Regions from separate parts of the Homo sapiens genome. Here region 2 is linked to region 1. The links are chromatin contacts, found by Hi-C or POLR2A ChIA-PET in ENCODE. All regions are on one chromosome and are shown on one strand. The core of a region is the stretch at or near the end of the contact, and the rest is flanking DNA. Distances in the headings are between cores, read along the strand shown.

Evidence for each region. Hi-C counts contacts between places; a loop is a spot of excess contacts on that map. ChIA-PET counts read pairs that join two places held with the same protein, here RNA polymerase II (POLR2A). Pooled maps may share reads with other maps.
Region 2: a loop to region 1 is called in a map of Calu3, with 2.6 times the contacts of the local background. The contact joins the promoter of CASR here to the enhancer-like site in region 1. A Hi-C loop is called at or near these places in 1 of 168 maps with a recorded cell type or tissue (Calu3) and 4 of 50 pooled maps. POLR2A ChIA-PET finds 5 or more read pairs at or near these places in 1 of 52 experiments (WTC11).

What each region holds. Positions count from the first base shown.
Region 1 is chr3:122,099,829-122,103,158 of GRCh38, forward strand. All of the region lies in intron 2 of CD86 (CD86 molecule), which reads left to right. Among named protein-coding and RNA genes, the nearest start is that of CD86, 46 kb to the left of the region's middle. RefSeq lists an enhancer at 1,232-1,421. Within about 2 kb of position 1,468, at least 3 of the 41 ENCODE cell types and tissues checked have a DNase peak (open chromatin) inside an H3K27ac peak, as active enhancers do.
Region 2 is chr3:122,182,043-122,185,372 of GRCh38, forward strand. CASR (calcium sensing receptor) reads left to right here and starts at 1,626. Exons shown (of 7, transcript NM_000388.4): 1 at 1,626-1,770.

The sequences.
Region 1 (3,330 bases), core at 218-2,717:
ATCATATTGTTCAGCACAGAGACAGAGCATTTCCATTATCACTAAGAGTTCTTGTGGAAAACACTGCACTACAGGGTCTGGATAAAGCTGAGGTCTTGATTAAGTTGAACAACAGTTGTAGAAGGAGTAAGCAAGAGCAAAACCTGGATGAATAGGAGGTTGTGGACGGAGATTAGTATATTGAGATTAAGATTCTAGGGACTGAGCTGCTCCAGGTGAAAAGTTTCAGGGTTATGTCATAAGAAGGTGGGGGGCAGCTGCTGAAATAGTCTGCGGGTGTAGACCTGTGGAGTTGACAAGATCAAAGAAATTTGAGGCAAGGTTGTTAGACTCATTCATGAAGAAGTCACCCAAATTGTTAGCAAGACCTTGCATCTAATGCCAAAATCCTCATTTAGCAAGGTGGTAGTGACTTAGTAGCTACAAGCAATGAGAAAGTCAGACACCTCAAAAGGGGAAGGTGTTGCTCAAAGTCCCCACAAAGTGTGATAAAACAAACAGTAGCTGGGGCTGGAGCAAGTGGCTTCCTTTGGGTGAAGCCAGATTTCACTGAAATAATAACCTCAGGGAAACAGTCAATGAAGGGGTTAAAGATGTGGGAGAGTTTCCTTGTAGTAAGTAATGGAATGAGGCTTTCAAAGGGCCAAGTAAAACTTTGGAGGAAGTTTAGTAAAAGAAGGAATTTTTTTTAGTACAGATAAGCATAGGAACATAAAGAAGAGATAATTCTTAAACATATAAGATATGCATTTGGGGATAGCAGCCAGGGAACACTGAAGTCCCAGTGGGGTCAGAGACTTCATAAGGCTAGCAAATTACAGTTTTTGAGTGGCATTCCAACAGTAGAGTGTATTGCTCAGGAAGTCCTTAATTATCCTTTGAAACAAATTCCTTCAGCTGATTACGAAGGCATCTAGCTGGATTCTTGAGCGACTTGTTCCTGACATCATAGCAACCCATTGTAACTAGACTTCGACCATTCCTCTTACCCAAGTGCTGGGGAAGGGAGAGATTCTCAATGCTTACCCACCTATGGAATCCCAGTAAGTCCAGTTGCTAGGTGGCTTGAGGTCTGGGGTCATAAAATGGAAGGCCTGAAGTCATTTGGTGATCACAGACCTTGAGCCAAACTTTCCCCATTTAGTCAGAGAAAGGATTAGCAGCATCCCCCATGCCTGGCTCTGTGTGAGATCATGGAAGCCAGTGGTTGGTGAGGTGCTATGGAGTATAAATTGCAAAATACTTTCAGTTCCACTCAGAATGGATTTCAAAGTGATTTCCACCCCATGGGGAGGAGAGGGAGTCTGAGGAGGGATGGATGGAAAAAAAATTTTCATGTCATTTTCTGTGATCCACTCTGGAGACAGAGGCAGAGATTCTCTACAACAGCTGCTCAAACTATAGCTCTTGTTAAAATGGAGGTTCTGAATCAGTAAGTCTTGGGTGGGGCCAGAGATTCCGTGTTTCAGACCAGCCCACATGTGACGTGAATCTCATTGGTCCATACATCACACTTTCAGTTGCTAGGTGAAGAAGGGAGCACTCGATGAGTGGAAGAGAAAGCCGTTGTAATCTTTGGGAGAAGGGGCCTGGGTCAGCGGAGTTAGACTGGTCTGTGAGTGGACAGAATGGATGGGAAGGAAAGAAGATACTGTGAGGCTCTACAGAAAAAAAAAAAAAAAAAAATATATATATATATATATATATATATATGTAAATCAAGAAGACAGAAGCAGCTAAAGACGAAGTCATTTCCAGGTCCAGAAGGCACAACTGACAGCTGAGTAATAACATAACATTGACTGTTAATTGGCAGAATTTTTAACTGTGTGTTTGGTTTCTCCATCAGGTCATCTGTCCTATATTACATGACAATTTAGACTAAAACCAGTATTTCCTCAGAGACAATGCTAGAAGCTTTTACAGTAGGGGGCACTCTTGCATTACATTAAGAGCTCAGCAAAGAAGATGCAGAAGCCTCAGGTTTGCCTTGTAAGGTGATTCATAAACACACTAAATCTTCCTTAGGTCTCCCTTTCACTGTCAGGGTACGCATATAGATTTTCCTTCCTCCCTCCAATACCGGTACGCATCCTCTACAGGTGGTGCATTTTATACCTCAAGTACTTCACAGGGTCCTAGTGAGTGTAGTGAAATAGGCAGTGATTCATATTTGTGCAAACTCCCACTGATGCCTGCTGTCTGCTTCCCTAAGAGTTCAAGACCACCACCAACCCCTTGATTATGTGTTCTCACTGGGCCACTCTGTACACAGTTTAGTTTGACAAGTGCATGTCACTGTTATCTGTCCTTCTATTCCCTCTTTCAAGAGAAACCACATCAATTTAATTACTCCCCCACTTAGAACTCTTCAAATGAAGCTCCTCTCATCTCTCTCATCAACCCATCTCCTCCCTTTCCTCCTCAATGTCAACATGCCTTCACATAAATCCTGAATGATGAAATTTTATTTAGAACTTACACTAACTTCCTCTCCAAGGTGGCATCTAACTTCATATTAAGTAAGAAACAGCCTTCCCACTCTCCACCCCCGCACTTCTCACCCACCACTGCTTACTTTTTTTTTTTTTTTTTTTTTTTTTTTGCCAAGTCTCAAGTAATTCTGTAACCTAGAAAAGGTCCTACACAAACCCCGTGATCATTCACATTTAAGTAGTTGGGTGGCCCACATCCTTCCCACAAACCCCAAAGTGTCCTCAAGGACTAAAGCCTTTCTCTCAACCCTTCCAGCATGATGTCTATGGTTGTAAAATTGTCCAGGGTCAGTGCATACTGGGAGCAGCAAGTTTGTGGTGCCTGGGGTTTCCCCAATACTCCCAAAGCACATCCTCACCTGCCCATCTATGATTCATTTTCAGCATTTCACTCATGTGCCTTAAATGGTCATTGACCACCACAATCCGAAAACAGCCATCAAATTTGCCCAGTTCTCTTTCTGATCTCTGAAAGAGCTTAGAGAGGTCACTGAAAATAAAGGCCTTGGTTCACTATCGAAGTCATTTCTAAAGCATTTGACATCCTTGGAAGTGCTGGCCATGGGAGCAGCAGTCATAGGGGAAGTTCTGTAAAGGGAGCTATTTGAATTTCAAAGATGTTACTCAACGTGATTCCCCAACTAATGAAGTATAATAAAGGGGGGCTATAATTTATTACCATTATCAGCAATCTTTTCACCATAGCAGACCAAGGAATATGTGGATGGGAGGGGAGGGGAAAGCTTTTGGTGATGGTGTAGAAGTTATGGAACCTGTAACAGCTACAGTGATGAAAACTAAAATTAAGGTTATAGGAAGGTAACTGGTGGGTGAA
Region 2 (3,330 bases), core at 376-2,875, 82 kb after region 1:
CAATGATATTAAATTCTACTTAGGAGCTGTTGCCTAGCAAAGGTTCTGAGTGAGAGGCAACCTCTGTCTTTGTTAAAACAGGAGATTAGCAAGTGTTACAGAGGGGTGCAAAGACAAATACTACAAAAATGATACTCCTTCCTTGACATAATCCATAGGAACAAAAGAAGTAAAAAGGGCATATCTTTTTTCACCTTGTGATCCACTGTTATCTAATTGTATTGTCTGTGTACCACCCAATACCATGCTTCCAATCTCTACTGGAAGATGTACACACTGGGACACACTGGTAAAGTGATCAAGCACCAGGACTGTAAGTCAAGCTGATCAGGTTCAGCTCTTGGCTCTGCCAACTCCTAGCCACCCAACCCTAAATACCTGAAACTGTATGCATCAGTTTCTTCGTCTTTAAAATGGAAGCAATAATAGATCTTCAGAGTAATACTTTCTTAAAGATAGTGCCCAAATTTGGACATTATGCCCAGGTGTAATCCGACCAGTGAAGAGCATCAGTTCAGCCTAAGATTGCAGCCTCATTCGGGTTTTGAACTGAACTCGTTCAGCCTTTGGGTGTTCACAAAGCTGTGCTTGTAGCCAACTAAAATAAAATCTAAGGTATTTTGATAGGCACCACTACTGAGCCACATCCTCCATTACTTACATTGCTGGGTGTTTCGGCCTGAGGGAGGACTTCACATTTATTCCTATTAACCAGATTTTGCCCCCTTCACTGGTGCTTTAGCATTTGCTCAGCTCCTTCTCCTACCCTGTATTTGAGGGAAAGGAAGCCAAATGGGCAGAACTTGGCCATAATGAGGATGTGTTTGACATGCTGGATTTGAGTCTGTGTTCCATTGAAGAAAAGAAATGGAAACTTTGTTGAGTATCCATTCTATACAGGGCACTTTCCTTGACTATTTCATTTAACACTCCAAGGACCCCCTGAGGTAGATGTTATCGCCATTTTGCAGAGAAGAAATCTGCATTTTTATTTGAAGTTCTTAAACATGGTAAACGACCCAATTTTCTGCTTTTTGCTTAACAGTATTTTGCAAACATTTTATCATGTTACTTCATGTTTTCCTATTTTTTTTTTGCTTTATAAATAAATACATACTCCCTCCTTATTCTAAAAAGAATTTGAAGCACTTCTGTCTTGATGTTTATCATTTTAATGGTTGTATAATGTCCCATTAAGTCACCCTAATTTATTCAACAAATTTCCTACTGTTGACAGTTTGGCTCTGTTTGCTTTTTGTGGTTTTTAAAATTATTTTCTGTAACAAATGATCCTGCTAAAAAAAAAATCTCCGCACGAATATTATTTTGTTCTGGAAATTTCCGCAAGGGTGGAATACTGCATTAAAGGGGATAATATTTTTGGTGTTTCTTTATAGAGCCTAGCAAATTGCCCACCCAAAGGAGTATGCTTTATTTGAGAGTAAAAAGCCAAAAACAAACAAACACATACAAAAAAACTGGTTTTCTACAAAAGAAATTAATTTTCCACTTATTCATAAAATATTCTAGTGCTGTGATGGGTGGCAGGCACCGTGCCAGGGGCTAGGGACAAGGATAAGCAAGGCCAGGTCCGGGCCTCCAAGCAGCGCGCTGTGGAGTCGGGTAGAGTAGACCAAGTGCAACAGGCACCTGGCTGCAGCCAGGAAGGACCGCACGCCCTTTCGCGCAGGAGAGTGGAAGGAGGGAGCTGTTTGCCAGCACCGAGGTCTTGCGGCACAGGCAACGCTTGACCTGAGTCTTGCAGAATGAGTAAGAGTTTGGGCACGCGATTTGTATTTATTTTACTGTGAATCTCTGGCCTTATATCAGAAAAAAAAAAATTGTGCCACCCTCGGCACAGAGAACGTTGGTGGCGTCGTAAGCGCCCTAAGCTTCTTTCCATCGCCAAGGAGTAGGGGTCAGGGAAGAGGACAGCGGGAACAGGATTTGAGAGCCGGGAACCCCTGGCTCGGCACGGGAGAGGGCAGGAGAGGACCTAAGCGCGGGGCTCGCCGTCTGCTGGGGACCCGAGCCGGCCTGTGGCCCTCGGGGAACCGAAGACGCGCCCTCAGCGACCCTGAAGAGTCAGCTAAGCTCTCTGCGGGCTAAGGAGACGGTGAAGGAACCGGGACTAACTGGGGTAGGGGTTAGAAGGCAGCCCGCGAGTGGGCTACGAGGGGAGCTGGGCTCGGCAGTTGGGGACCCCGAGGGGGCAAGCGGGCGGGGAGCAGGAGAGGGGCGGAGCTCCGGGGCCGGGGCCGGGGCCGCAGCGGCCGCCCAGAGGGTCTGCGGGGGCTGCTGTGGCCGGACCCGAAGGCGGGCGCCGGGAGCGCAGCGAGCCAGACGCGCCTCTCCAAGACCGTGACCTTGGCATAGGGAGCGGGGCTGCGCGCAGTCCTGAGATCAGACCAGAGCTCATCCTCGTGGAGACCCACGGCCGAGGGGCCGGAGCTGCCTCTGTGCGAGGGAGCCCTGGCCGCGGCGCAGGTAGGACCGGGGAACCCAAGGAGGGCGGGAGGAAAGCGCCCCTGGTGGGGGAGGGGCCGTGGCGGGGTCTGGGGGCCAAGGGCTCCGGGCCGAACGAGGGGCACACGCCGGAGCAGCTCCAGCCTGGGAGCATTGGGCGTGAACGTGGGGGAAAGTAGGGACCAGATTACAGGATCAAGGCTTTCCCCGGCTCAGAACTGGATTGTTCAGTGCCCCTAGAAGGGGCAGCGGGTCGCCCACGCGAATGAACGGGAGCGCGCACCAAAACGCCTGCTGTTGGTAGTTTCTTGTGCCTCTGCCTTGTTTCTGCCTGTGATATAGTCAGAAAGGACTCGCTTGCCACGTGTTAACAAGGGGACAGGTAGCTTTTACAGAGTGTATGAATATGGAGGGGAGGGCCACAGAGTCAGCTCTGGCCCCAGGGGCCGTCAGTGCCCCCACAGGATTCCTGGTCCAAGCTACCAGCTGTCTTGGGAACTTTGCTTCAGTGGCATCAAATTAGATTGTCAGTTCCCGGGGCCTGAGCACCAGCCTCCATGTGTATTTCCTGGGGAGAAAAAAAAAAGGCATACCAGACTGATGGAGTCTTATCATTATTTTAACATTATAGCTTTCAATAGATAACATGCATATGTTTCTTTTTTTAAGTCAAATAATACAAACATTTATCTTCTACAGGCAATGCGTGCACTAGCATGTGTGTCTATTGCTGTCTCCTTTCTACACCCATAGCCTTTCCCACTCTACGTGTTCTGTCGCCGTCTTTTGATTCTTTATCCAGAAAATGATGTCACCACCACTGCCCACATCCCTTAATCTCCAGTGTTCCTCCTTGCAACGCCT